Regions from separate parts of the Homo sapiens genome. Here all the other regions are linked to region 3. A link is a contact called in ENCODE Hi-C data. All regions are on one chromosome and are shown on one strand. The core of a region is the stretch at or near the end of the contact, and the rest is flanking DNA. Distances in the headings are between cores, read along the strand shown. Region 1 holds the start of RWDD2A (RWD domain containing 2A). Region 2 holds the start of UBE3D (ubiquitin protein ligase E3D). Region 3 holds the start of HMGN3 (high mobility group nucleosomal binding domain 3).

Evidence for each region. A loop is a pair of places that touch in the nucleus more often than their neighbours do. Pooled maps may share reads with other maps.
Region 1: a map of B cell shows a loop between it and region 3 (8-fold over the local background). The contact joins the promoter of RWDD2A here to the promoter of HMGN3 in region 3. A Hi-C loop is called at or near these places in 2 of 168 maps with a recorded cell type or tissue (B cell and naive thymus-derived CD4-positive, alpha-beta T cell) and 10 of 50 pooled maps.
Region 2: a map of CD4-positive, alpha-beta T cell shows a loop between it and region 3 (8-fold over the local background). The contact joins the promoter of UBE3D here to the promoter of HMGN3 in region 3. A Hi-C loop is called at or near these places in 3 of 168 maps with a recorded cell type or tissue (CD4-positive, alpha-beta T cell, naive thymus-derived CD4-positive, alpha-beta T cell and thyroid gland), 1 of 37 single-sample maps with no recorded cell type and 10 of 50 pooled maps.

Annotation. Positions count from the first base shown.
Region 1 is chr6:83,190,101-83,195,007 of GRCh38, forward strand. RWDD2A (RWD domain containing 2A) reads left to right here and starts at 3,257. Exons shown (of 3, transcript NM_033411.5): 1 at 3,257-3,343; 2 at 4,212-4,552. The coding sequence starts at 4,352. It overlaps PGM3 (phosphoglucomutase 3), which reads right to left and starts at 3,165. Exons shown (of 13, transcript NM_015599.3): 1 at 3,079-3,165; 2 at 709-914. The coding sequence starts at 912. RefSeq lists silencers at 2,816-2,885, 3,186-3,555 and an enhancer at 3,128-3,627.
Region 2 is chr6:83,064,507-83,069,042 of GRCh38, forward strand. UBE3D (ubiquitin protein ligase E3D) reads right to left here and starts at 1,335. Exons shown (of 10, transcript NM_198920.3): 1 at 1,136-1,335. The coding sequence starts at 1,212. DOP1A (DOP1 leucine zipper like protein A) reads left to right here and starts at 3,165. Exons shown (of 39, transcript NM_015018.4): 1 at 3,165-3,273. RefSeq lists enhancers at 2,974-3,043, 3,074-3,223 and a silencer at 3,394-3,663.
Region 3 is chr6:79,233,115-79,237,528 of GRCh38, forward strand. It overlaps HMGN3 (high mobility group nucleosomal binding domain 3), which reads right to left and starts at 1,568. Exons shown (of 7, transcript NM_001201363.2): 1 at 1,432-1,568. The coding sequence starts at 1,446. HMGN3-AS1 (HMGN3 antisense RNA 1) reads left to right here and starts at 560. Exons shown (of 2, transcript NR_040671.1): 1 at 560-813; 2 at 948-3,686. RefSeq lists enhancers at 106-896, 897-1,686 and a silencer at 844-893.

The DNA of each region.
Region 1 (4,907 bases), core at 2,007-4,506, 4.0 Mb after region 3:
GTTGAGCGTACGTCTTAAGTATTCCCACCACAAAACAAGGTAACTATGTGAGCTAATGGATATGTTAATTAGCCTGATAGTGGTAATCATTTCACAATGTATACATATATCAAAACATGGTGTTGTATGACTTGAATTATACAATTTTTATTTATCACTTATACCTCAATAAAGCTGAAAAAATAATTGTGTCAAAAAGAATACTTTGATTAAAATCTAACTGTCACAAAGACTAGAACTATCAGGCGTCATCAATATTCTGCCAAAGCTCACCTGTTTGTTCATTCAGAACAAGAAATTATTGCCGAGCTATAAAAACCTGTCTGAAAATGTTCAAAATGTTTCTTTTCAAATCTTTACCCTTCCCCACCCAACCCCAATATCTTTAATCACTGCTAAGTTAACAAAGGAAACAATTTTCAATTACTGAAAATGTCTTAAATCAATAAATTTGGAAGGACATTGTTATTTCTCTAATATGGACACTCCAAAAAATGACAGTATCTTTTCATTCTTTCCACACCCTTAGGAATCATGAGCTTAATGATCATGCTCTTAAAAAAAAAAAGTTGTTTCACATCCAAAGCACATATAAATGAGAAGGCACATTCCTAGAATTAGAATTTGTACTTTAGGTCAATTTGCTCAGACACTAAGGCTTGGTCTTGTAAATAATGGTCTGCTTTATCAGGGCACTAAACCCATTACCTCAGGATTGTGGGACGCTGTTACCATGACTCCTATAGTGGATTTTGTCTGTTTTGACCTCAGGACAGCTAATAATCCCATGCGAAACATGACATGATCAAGATGTTCTGCCTTCGTTCGAAATCCAGCAGTCCCGTATTGAAGGATCAGTCCATTGGGCTTGGCGTGTAATGCTGAGTATTTTGTAATAGCACCTAAATCCATGTCTACAAAATTAAGAAATATTGTTTCGGGCATAACAAGTAATTTCTTAAGAACCATTTGCTTCAAAAACTGCCACCCCAAACGAATAGGTCTGTCTCATCCTGAACCTCCTCAAAGAACCCTATGTTTGACAGAGCAATGGGCAGGAGAGTAAGTCCTGTGGGTTAGAATTACCTACAAGATGTTGTCCAACTTGGTATGTCCACTCCTGGGCAGACTCAGGGCAGATAGCAGATTGTCCCCACTCTCCTCCCATTTTAGCTCCAGGACTATCCTGGACGCCGGGCACACTTAAATTGGTCCACTCTCAACTAAAATGAAGATTTTACACCTATTCAGAGACTCCAATGAGCTCAAAGATCATTTCATTTTACAAAAAGGGAAACTAACCTAAATTAACATAGATAGCTGGTGACGGATTGAGGCCTAAAGTCAGATTCTTGAGTGGACTGAAACTACATATCCCCAAATATCTGAGAAATCTTTGTGGTTCTTTTGCTATTTCTCCCAAACTACAGAGACATATTCTTAAAGGAAAAGCAAAAGGCAACAGTTTCTTCTCCAAGACTACCCAGATCTTTTTCCATTTGCTAAAAACAATCAGGACACCCTTCTAAGATGTTGCTCTAAAACTAGCAATATCTTCTTCTGAAAGAATGCCACCTTTTTCCTTTACTTTTAAAAATAAAACATCGGCCGGGAGCGGTGGCTCACGCCAGTAATCTTAGCACTTTGAGAGGCCAAGGCAGGCGGATCACCTGAGGTCAGGAGTTTGAAACCAGCCTGGCCAACATGGCGAAACCGCCTCTCTATTAAAAATACAAAAAAATTAGTCGGGCGTGTTAGCTGGCGCCTGTAATCCCAGCTACTCGGGAGGCAGAGGTTGCAGTGAGCCGAGATCGCGCCACTGCACTCCAGCCTGGGTGACAAAGGGAGACTCGGTCTCAAAAAAAAAAAAAAAAAAAAAAAACAGGCCAGGTGAGGTGGCTCAGGCCTGTAATCCCGGCATTTTGGGAGGCCAAGGCGGGCGGATCACGAGGTCAGGAATTCAAGACCAGCCTGACCAACATGGTGAGACCCTTGTCTCTACTAAAAATACAAAAAGTAGCCTGGCGTGGTGGTGCGCGCCTGTAGTCCCAGCTACTCAGGAGGCTGACGCAGGAGAATCGCTTGAACCCGCGGGTGGAGGTCGCAGTGAGCCGAGATCGCGCCACTGCACTCCAGGCTGGGCGACAGGGTGAGACTCCGTCTCAAAACAAACAACAACAAAAAATCGGCCCTTAGCCCACTAATACTGTTTTCTCTGGGATACTCCCATTAAGTGGAACTTGGGGTTTCCAACCTCAGTCAGTAGTTTTCCTTCAGTAGTCCATATACTACATTTCCTGGGTCAATTAATTCCCAATTAGCCCAGAGATGAGGAGCAGTCCGCCAGCTGCTAGCCTCATAATTTTGTTTTCTTTATTGTCCTTCATTGCTTCAATGAACAGAACTTGCAAGAAATGGTGAAAAATACTTGCTTTTGTCCAGTTGGAAAAAGCTGGCATTCAGTAAACTAATTTAGTTCAAGACAGTGATCAGATCTCTTTCCTAAGGATGAATACATATTTGTAAAAACTGAGCAGTCAGTTATGTGTCATGATTATTCATAAGAGTGTAAACCAGTCCTGTTAACTCCAAAAAGCCATTAAAAAAAAAAAGGTCCAGATAATATGAGTTCATCCTTTCATGCGTTTTAGGCCCTACAACTACTTTCAATGCCTCTGCGAATGCCTTTATTGAAAGCATATTTGCCAAATCCAGCGTCCACGCAAAAAGTTAAGAGTATCCCCCTACTCTCCATTCAATCTTCAAATCTCCTTGGTGCCTCTCTCCCGCCTACCCTCGAATCACCGCACAAGGGTGATTCCCGGCACTCCACCCTGAGGTCCCCGCCTAGGTCCACGTACCAGAGCCCCGGCAGGAGACCCGCGGCCCGTCCCGACCAGCCCGCCCGCGGGGCGCAGGGGCCTGTAGGTGTGTCCCGCGCGCTCCGCCGCTCGGTCAGTCGCCCGCCAGACCACTAGCCCCTCCGTCGGGCCGAGAATCTGACCTGTCCCGCTCCCACCGAGCCCTTGCCGACCGGTAGTCTCCCTTCTCAACTCCGAGCCTCGGGGCCCGGCTTACCTCGGTCAGGAAGCCCCCTTCACCTACACGCAGCGGAGAAGCGCCCAAGCAACAACGTCTGCACCCAAACCCAGTCCTCAGAACCGCAGACGTGGCCCTGCGTGGCTTCCGGCTCGTCGCCACGCCCCCTGGCCAATCACGGCAGAGGACTATCCGCCAGCCCCGCCCCCGCCTCGCCGCAGGTCGCGCGCAGCTGGCGCCTGAGGAACTGCGGCTGCGGTTCCGAGCGGGGTCTGGGGCTGTTACCATTGAGTGACCAGAAAGGGTGAGGCCCCCGCGGTGGCCCGGGGGTTGGGGCCGAGGGTCGCGGGCCCTCAGAGCACTGCGGCCGCGGAGGCACAGCCTCCGCCTCCAAATCCGGGCCTCTGGGGGCGGCAGGCCCTGCGTTCCTGGGAAGCCGGGGTTCCTAGTGGTCTTGGCTAGGGGCGGGGGTGGGGAATCAGCCCCGTCGCTGGGCCTCGGACAGGGCGACCTCGCCCACAGTGAGCGCCGCCGGCGGCCCGCATCCCCCTCTCCGACGTCGAGGTCATCTCCCAAACCTTTGAATCTGGGAAGCCTTCTCCGGCTGCCGTCTCCCCGGGTACCCCCTTCCCCCAGCTCACTGTAAACATCTTTTATTTAATGACCTCTGAGACACCCCCTACCCTTATCCTGGGTCCCTCGGGGCAGAGGCCAGTGAATCGTAAACGTCCGGAGCCCTGGAATGCGGCCCAAGCGAAAAGGCCACCGCGGTGTTGGGGGGGGGCGGTCCGCGAGTCCAGGACCGAGGGGTGGCGACTGGCGCTGGGGAACTCGGAGCCCATCCTGCTGGCACTGCGGCCTCTCTCGCCGCAGCGTCTGGCTCCGCCCAAGCCCGAGCCCCGGGTGGGATTGGAAGCCGGGCCCCAGCCTTTCCCAGAATTCAGGCTTGCAGAGCGTCTGCAGGTGTCTGCCTGCCACCTGCAGCGGGACAGTTCCAAACACCTGTTGAAAGTGCAGATTCCCCTATCTAGTGCGGGGTGCGGGAGGCGGGAACCCGGAGCCCGGGTACGCAGAATATGGGTTTTTACGGAGTGTTTTAGAGGATGTTGTGCATACTAGATTTTGGAGTCAGGAAATAAAGAAGAGTGCAAGTGTCTGGTTTGTGCCCCTAGCTCTCGGTGCAAAGCGTTCCTGCAGAATTGCTTCCACGTAAAGGGACCTTCGGGAAATTTCGCTGGATACCGGCTGGCATTGACAAACCCAGCGTCCCTGAGCCTTGTGAGGTTTCCAGGCAGGCTGATTGCGAGGCAACATGTCTGCTTCGGTGAAAGAAAGCCTTCAGCTTCAGCTACTGGAGATGGAAATGCTGTTTTCTATGTTTCCTAACCAAGGAGAAGTAAAACTTGAAGATGTAAATGCCCTGACGAATATAAAGAGGTATTTGGAAGGCACAAGGGAGGCGCTGCCACCAAAAATCGAATTTGTAATTACACTCCAGATTGAAGAGCCCAAGGTAGGTACCCTGATTTAAGTGTTTGCCAGGTGCCCAGTTTTTAATTGAAACATCTAGAACATGAGCTTTCTGTCAAGGAAAGATAGAAATATTCCAGGTGCATATTTCCTTGTTTGAAAGATACGGAATGCTCTATAAATTGTCTTCAGTAAATATCTTTAATTTTATGTAAACATATACACCTTTTTAACAAATATACCTGGAGTTTTTATTGACGCTATCTTGCAGTCTTATGCCATTATTATTTTGTTCACCCATCCAGTTGGACTACCTTTCACATGTATCATGATTTTCATAAATCTAAATATCTCCTGTAACATAACTGTCTTTTAAGGAGTGAATGAGTGGATTTTTT
Region 2 (4,536 bases), core at 85-2,584, 3.8 Mb after region 3:
TGAGCCACCCGGGTACCTTGCCTAAACAAAGGAGAGTAGTCCAAGGGAACTGTGAAAGGCCCCTGCATGAGAGGAAGGGAGGGTTTGTTGTGTGTGTGTGGTTTTTGTTTTATTTTGGTAGGGTTTGGGTTCCTAATTACTCTACAAGGTGCACCAGAATTGGAGATATTTGTCCAAATTCATAAATTTTGAAAGAGAAAAAGAAATACATTCAGAGTACTATTATTCCCATTTCAAGATTGAAGAAATTCAGATTAAATTATTCTAATTTCGTGAGGAAGCTAGCATTTGAACTCAGTTCTCACGCCATATTCCAAATTGCCACACCAGATATCTGGCAGATTTAGGGAAGAGGAAAAAATTAAGCATCAATCTACCTGTGGCACCGTGTAATACCATTCTCAGGATTTTAACTTCTAACTTACTCTCTTTGAAACAGCGATCACAAAGGAATAGACAAGGGGACCACAAATCATTAAAACTGCTGTCAAACAAAATAGAGAACATTTTTCCTAAAAGTTATTTGTGTAGCGAATAACAAGTTTGACGTTCTCACTGGAAGGAAGAATATGAATAAATGAACGAGCTCCAGTAAGAAGTCTACAACCTGTCTTAGTGGTTCACTAAACTCACGTTTATTGAATGATTGTGTGGTTTCTCTGCAAAGAGCAGTTTTGGACGAAAAGACCCGAGGTTATTTACAAAACAAGAAGCTCACATAGGAACTGATCCAGTAAGGAGGATCCCGAAGAGAGACAGACAAATCATTTTTTGCATTGTTTTGTTGGAAACGCCGGGCACTGCCAACAGTGTTTTACATCACTGTTCCTCAAATTTTAATGTGCATTTGATTCCTGGAAATCTTGTTAAAATATAAGTTTTGATTCCATAAGTCTGGTGTGGAGCTGAGACCCTGAATTTCTAAAAAGCTCCCCAAAGATACCCACACTGTCAGTAGGGGTGGGAGTGGCGGAGCCGACTACAGGGGAAAGCTTCACTTTGAGTGATCGAGAGGCTCTACGCAACTGGAAAGAAGAAACTCAAAATCCCTCGTACAGAGAGAGACTCACCAGCCCCCGACCCCCGGGCAGCAGTAAAGCGAGCTGGGCACTGCGCCTAGAATCCCAGTTCTTACCCCAGGATCAGAAGCGCGCTCTGCAGCTGTCCCCGCACCTCCAGAAACACGCGCGTCTCCGCCGCAGAAGCCGCCATGGCAGGCTTCCAGTCCCAGACCGGACCAAGCTGGAGGTTCCGAGGGGCCCGGGTCAACAGGACCAGGAGAGGTTCCACGTGCGGACCAACCAGCGGCAGCCCCGCTGCGGCGCAGGCGCCTGTGCCAGATCGCAGGGCTGGCGCCGCCTACCAGCTCACAGCGCCACCTGCCGGCCGGAGAGTGCACCACCGAGAAGGCGCGTGACCCCGGAGGCCGGGGCGGGGCGCGCATTTTCAAAACCAGGCTTTGGCCCAGAGTGCTGAGAAAGGTGGGCGGCGAGAGGCTAGCTATCGCCCCACTCTGCTTCTTATGAGCGTGACTTGGCGCGTTAGCATCCCTGGAAATGACCATAAAAATCAGACCCAGGGTTCACACCTTTGGCTAGCTCGAAGGGAGGGAGATGATGGAGGCAAGTGTTACAGGTGGGCTTTGTCCCCAGGAGATGCAAGAACAGAATTCCCGGCCCCAAACCCACTTTATCTTGGTCTCTTTATGAACAAGGGTCGTTTGTTAGCCTCTATCTAAAGCGACAAAATTTTCAAGAATTGACTTGCCATTGCTTCTCAACTTAGACAGGATAGCTCCAAAATTGAAACAGGTGCAAAAATATAAGGAAGTTCTTTGTTACCTAATGCAGAAGAGTGTGGCTGAAGTCTATCAGGACTAACCATTTTTTAGGGGGTAAAAAAGGAAGATGAGAATGATTACGTATGTACAGCTCCACTATTCACTTTCACAAAAGTAAAAACTAAGAGAAGTTGGAGAAGTTTACTACCAGAAGATAGTTTTGAAAAGTTTGACACAGTAAAGAACCTGGTATAATGTAAATACTTATAATGAAGAACTATTAAAATATAAGACCGGGTAGAATTACAATAGGGCTTCTTAAAAACAAGGAGCTGCTTTTATTTATTTATTTTTTTTCGGAGTCTCGCTCTGTCGCCAAGGCTGGAGTGCAGTGGCGCGATCTCGGCTCACTGCAACCTCTGCCTCCTGGGTTCAAGCGATTCTCCTGCTTCAGCCTCCCGAGTAGCTGGGATTACAGGCGCACGCGCCACCATGCCCGGCTAATTTTTCTGTTTTTGGTAGATCCGCCCACCTTGGCCTCCCAAAGTGCTGAGATTACAGGTGTGAGCCACCATGCCCAGCCTAAACCATAAATAAATTCTAAATAAATAAATCCTGTCATATATTTTAAGATAATAGCTTGACAATTTTTCTAAAATCAGTATTTGGGGTGATTAAAGTTTATTATGTTGATGCACAAATTATTATATCTATCACAATAATTTGAAGTTATAGATGGAAGCAACAACTCACTTAAAAAAATAAAGTTTACTATTATTTGGTCTCAAATAATTCATCTATTTGAAGGATGATGATTTCAACTCTTCATATCTTCCACCTTTAGTACCCGAGGCTATTGAATGCTTAAATATTGACACATTATATTGAAATATACAACTTCCGTAGCACAACTTACTCTTTATAATTGTTTTGTTAGCTTAAAAGATTTTTATATATTTAGTTACGTATTTGTAAAAACTTTCATTTTTTTACGGTATGGTGTTGGCAAAACGGTGCAATTTACCTTGGAGTAACTAGATATGATTGATAGAGCTCTAGACTCAAAATAGTTCCAAATCTGACACCAACTACTTGTCTCCTAACTTCACAAGTCTCCTAACCTCTCTGGGATGCAGGTTACTCATATGAAATATTGAGAAACTATTCAAATAATATTTAAAAGCTGTTTTCAGTTCCTATTATCTCTTCAAATGAAAACATCTGCTAACCCCCTTTCTAGCCACTCCTGAAATTGGTAGCCATGGCCGCTTCCCGCGACAGTCCACTTGAGGGCGCTGTGGCAACAGCTAGCGCCGGGAGGCAGGAAGCCGATCGGGGGCGGGGATCGAAGGCCTCAGACGTCGACGCCGGCGTGGGCGCGAGCACGGTGCACTCTGGGAGCTGTCACTAGGCCCTTCGGCTCCCGGTCTCGGTGTAGCTGCCGTGGTTGCCAGGAGAGCTGCGCCGGCGAGAAGCGGCCGAGCCAGCAGCAGGTAAAAGCGTCCCTGCCCCCAGTGCGGCCGCTAGGCTGGTAGCCGGCTCCGAGCATCCTTCTCGGCCCGGCTAGGTCCTGAGCCGCGGGGACGCCTTGCGAGTCTGACTGCTGTGGCGTCGGGGGTGTTGCCGCTCCGGCCCCGCCAGGAGCTGCGAAGCTGGTCGGCCGCCCTCTGGTTTACGGGGAGTCGGGAGCTGCGCGGGGACTGGAGGGCCAGGGCTGGGGCCGGGGCCTGGGCCGGGCAGAGGCGCGAGGGCGGCCCCAGGTGAGGGAGGCCGGAGGCGGGGCCGGGGAGCCGGGGACAGGTCCCGAGCCTCCCCTGCTGGGGCGGAGCGGTGCGCAAGGCTGGGGCAGAGGTCGCACCTGTGCGATGGAGGCGTGCGGAGTACCCTCTTTGTTGAAGGAATCGAGGCGTTGTGCCTTCTCGGCTGGTGGGTTCTTTTAGCATTGAGGAGACACGTAGGCCCGCGATGGTTCATGTTCTCCGTGGGGCTTAGAAAGGAGTACCGAAGTTTATTAAGAGGAAGTCAGAAGAGTCAAACGGGTGTTGTTAACAATTATCACCTTTGATTCCTAAGCCTTTTAAAGTTGCAACATAACAATAGTCACTTGTTCGGGCCTCCTCCATTCCTGTACCCTGAGGGGGGCGGGGAATGGCACACAACTATTTTTCTTAAGCTAAGTAAATTGTGTTTGAACATTTTTACACTATCTTAGAGTTCTATGGCGTTTGAGAAATGTAAAGATTGGGAAAATGACTTCGACTCCAGCTAAAGCAGTCAAAAAAAATGATAATTACCAAAAATGTAGGAAACTGTTTGCCTGACAAATAGGCCCTGAACTGTAGAGAGAGAAAAATCTGTTTTGATGTTGTTGGCCATTGTCTATGCAGACATAAGTTCTCACATTTTAATTTTGTTTGTGGGTATTAATATGGTCTACAGTGAATAACATACGTCGGCATTATGTGCTAAGTAACTCACCACCTGATAGATAACACAGTGATTTAGGTGGGCCGACTGAAGTTATGAGTAAATTAAAACCACGAGTAGTCTAAATGCTTTATTTTAGTGATTACTTTCGGCCACAACTGATAACTAAATCATTCTCTGTAATTGTTAAGCAGTAGCAAATCTCCACGTGGGCTTGATTATTAGGTACCTAGTGCTGAAGGAACTAAAAACACCTGATTTAATACACAAACCAGAAAATGTGACACCATAACCCAAATCTTAAATGTAAGGTAAGTGTTGTCAGTTAA
Region 3 (4,414 bases), core at 318-2,817:
CTGATTAAATCTTTACTAGTAGTTATTGGTTGGTGAGATGCAGGACAATTTATGTCTTTAAGTCCCAGCTGAATGGGGGTAACACCGCTCAAGCTGTTTTCAGGATTAAATGAGATAATGCAAGTCAAATTCTGCACAGCGTGAGGGACACAGTATGTGCACAACAAACTCTAAGACTTTTAAACACTTTCAATTATTTTTAAAAAGTGGGGTAGGAGACAAGTTTCTACCCAATTTTTAGTAATAACATATAAGAAGGGGAAAGCTTTTGAATTTTTAAAACTTCAGTATTTTAAAATAATGCAGTCACTCTCACACACAAATTAGTCCATGGTCTTTGATAAAGCAAGACATTAGGTGTAATTTTGCTTCAAATTTAATACCCACACTCGTTGACACTGTTGGAAACACTGAGGCTGGCGGTGGGAGGGTGCAAAGCACTTGCTTAGGAACCAGCTGAGAAATCCTCACTGATTTCTCAGGGAGGAGGAAACCTTTCCCTTCCCTCCCCGGGACAAGTCGAAGCCCCACCCCGAGGGAGATTTGTGTCCCTGAATGTAGTAGTTGGTGTCCGGGGCCTGCGCAGAAGAGGACAGTCCGCAAGGGGCGGAAGACAAGACAAAAATGACTCCAGTTCGCTAGACGCGCAGAGGGGCGGATAGCGCGCGGACCCCGCCTTCCCCAACCGAGTGTGGGTTCCAGTCGCTGGGGAGGACCTGGTGGCCCCCTGACCTTGGACGAGCCATATTGGACGCCCCGGCGCCGTCCCGTCTTCCACGCTGCCAACTCCACCGCTCCCGCCCCGAACTGCGGGTAGGTCCAGGCCGCCAGGCCCCGCCTCGCCGGCCCCAGCCCTGATTGACACTGGAGTTGGTACATACGGGTCTGCAGCGGAGGCGAGCAGGAGGGTGAGCGCTATTTTAAACATGGCTTTCTCTTTCCCTTAGCCTAGGAGCCACCGCAGCGCACCCAGCCCGCGAGTACAGCCGCATGGGAATAATCCCAACATTTGCCTGATTTATTTTCTTCCCTCTCCTTACGCTTGTACTTGTTTTTCTCCTCTCGCTGTTTTCCCTTCACACTAATTCGCAACCTGGCAGTTTGCAAAGAGGAAACTCCCTTTCGGAATGGAAAGCCGCTTTTGCTTCTTGTTGTTGGGGGTGGAAAACATTCCAGCGAGAATGAGTTCAAAAAGAAGGGAAACCGCGTCACTGGAGAGAAAGTAACATTAAGAGATCGATGAGGACGGAGTGGGTAGGGGGGACAGAGAGAGGAACGTCTGCAACAGGCATCTAAAAACAAGCGTGGAGGAGCAAAGATTCCCAATCCCCGGGTTACTACCGCGCGCGTTCTGCGCGAGCCATTGCAATGCCAGCATTTACTGTAAGCAGAATTTGAAGGCTTTTGAAATCTTTTTTTGGTAAGACTTACCTTTCTCTTCGGCATAATGACTATGTCGGTGAAGCAAAAAGTAAAGCAACGGACTGGAACTGCTGGCGCCGCCGCTGGATGCTGCCTCTGCCTCTGCAGCTGCTCACGCGCAGGGCACGACGTAGCCCGGCCTCTTCGACCTGCACCTCCGCGGCTCCCTCTGGGGGCCCTCTGCTCGCCTCCCTGCTGCTCCAATGAGGAGCCCCGCCAGCCGGCCGCGAGGCCCCATTGGCTGAGGCAACGTTCTAAATTCCACGAGGGCACGCCCACCTCCGCGCGCGGTACGCGCTGTTGTAGTTTCCACTTCACCGAAAAAAATCTGCCTGGCGACTGAGCATGCCCAGTTCAACTAGTAGCCTCCAGGCCACACAATCCTGAAGTTTCATTGTTTCGCTGCTCTCTCTTTGAGATTGTAAGAATAAGAACAGTGTGTGTCTTCATAGGAAGGAAAAAGAGTAAGAATGAATACGTAAACTTTATAATGTAAATATATACACAGCAGGTACCTTATTCATTTCCTACCCATAAAGGCTTTTAATGAATGTTACATGGTGGGAATCTGTAAAGCGTGGGAAGGTACTCTGTACTGGAAGAGCGTGGCAACTTCTAAAGGCCTCAGTTTCCCCCCCTAGATATATAGTGACAACAGTCCCTAAAATCACTTAGCTCTAATTTTCTGAAATCTGTGATTATAAATCACTCACTAATTCAGCTAACTTCAAACTAGATGTGAAGACGAATAGGACATGTTTGTTACGGAAATTAGGAAAAGAAAGAACAAGGCAAAAACTGATTATTTTATATTTGAGACATATATTTGAATGACACCCGTCATGTTACACTTTATGCGTAATATTTCTCAAAGTTCTGCAAGGCATAAAATGAGCATTGCAAAAATATTTCTGAATTCATTTTATGAGACCAGATTTACTCTGATACCAAAACCAGTGAAAGACTTCAAAAGAGAGTTACAGACCAATATCACTCATAAACATAGACACAAAAGTCGTGAACAAAATTTTAGTAAATGAAACTCAACAACATTTAAAGGGACAATACATCATGACCTGTGGGGCTTATCTTGGGAATGCAAAGCTGCTTTTTTAATATCTGAGAATCAATCAATGTAATTGGCAGGATTAATAGAATAAAGGGGGAAAAACAATCCTTTCAGCAGATGCAGGAAAAGCGCTAGTGAATGGGTAAGCAAATTGTGATGAGCACATGCAGTGGAATACTATTCAGCAATAAAAAACAATAAAAAATTTTCCTACATGGATGAATATCAAAAACAAAGTGCTGTACGAAAGAAGTCAAATACAAAAGACCACACTGAATGATTGCATTCATATGAAATTATAGAAAAAGCAAAATTGGGCAAAGTTAGTTTCAGAATCATCTTAGCAGGCAAAGCTCACATCATAGGAAAATGTGTTGAAGCCTTACATTACAAATATGGCCAAATCCACTTTGGTAACACAGAGGCTGCAAATATGTATTAAAAATATCATGTATTAAATATGTATTAAAAAAGCAATGAAGTTTAATATTTCACTTTTTCTTTAGTAATTTTCAGAATACATTAATTGATCTAGTACTCTCCAGAGGTGGTTGATTACTTTCTTTTTTGGAACATCTTTATGAACTCATGGATTTTTACATATTTGGTGTGCATCAGTGTATTGCTATCATTATTATTACCTTTTTAATGCTCCTATTACCACATCTTTAGCCAATGCATACCCTTTCAAATTAGTGCTTGTGTCCTTTTGACATGATCTTAATCATTTTTGATAGATTCCCTGTTCTTGGGCATTCAGTGAATGACAATAGTATACTGAAACGAATTAAGATAAAAACCAATTGCTTAGAGCTAGATAAAAATTTACAAGTTAATAATTTTATCATTAAAATAATATTTATAATGAAGATGTCTTTCAAGATATTAATTTGCCAAATACTTGATAGTTAAATAAAGAAAAAGTCAGTGAAAACATTTTTAGTAAGATATGTGTGAGAAGGATACTGAGTAGCACTTGCAATCTGGACTGGATGGCTATTTTTCTTCATGGAGATGGAAAGGTGCCACAACAAAGGTAGTGCTAAGGTGAATATTTCTCCTCTGTGATGAAAAATAACTCACAAAATTGGCTTCTTTGTTAATTTTTTTTCAAAACCAAACACTCAGATCATCAACAGCAAACAAAATTGTGAATGTTTTTACTGCACACAATAAAAATGCTACGATGAAATTGAAGCTTGCTTGTTGGATGAAGAAAGCTGATTGTGAGGACCTCGAGTTCTTGGAATCTTTAGTTCATTTACAAGTTATGAAAATAACAGCTTCGGTTGAAAAACAACAGCATTGCTTATCTTTCCTTTGATGTAGATTGCACCTGGCTGAGCACTACTCTAGGAAATGAAGTGTTCTCCCTTGTACCTTTAGTAGCCTTCAAGATCTGGGAAAGTCAGTGCAAACCTCTACTGGTGGCCCTGGAGGTAAGAAGAGTAGGCAAAGAGAATGATTTAGCAGGTAGCTAGAATTCTAGGTTAAGAGATAAAGACATCTGGGCAGAAATGAGGGTGTCACATAGAAGACAGTGAGGAGGTCAAGCTGGTAAGAAGTACAGACTCATTTGTTTATCAATATATTCCACTGAGCATTTCTACTACTTTGGAATATCAGCCTCTAAGACAGTAAAAGTAGGATGTATATACTATCTTAGCTAAGGTAGACCTGGATAAATTAACAGAGTTACTGACTGAGACAGAAAGAAAAAAAATAGTGAACAAACTTGTTTTCCAATTCCAGCTCCTCTCCTCTTTTGTCCTACTCAAAACTGTTGGAACTGTACACCTACTTCACATTTTTCAATCAGCAGGGCAAAACCATTTATAGTGTCATGACTATCATTAAGGAAAAGAAAGAGACAGAGACATTGACAGACACACACACGCAAACACACACACAGAGAGAGAGAGA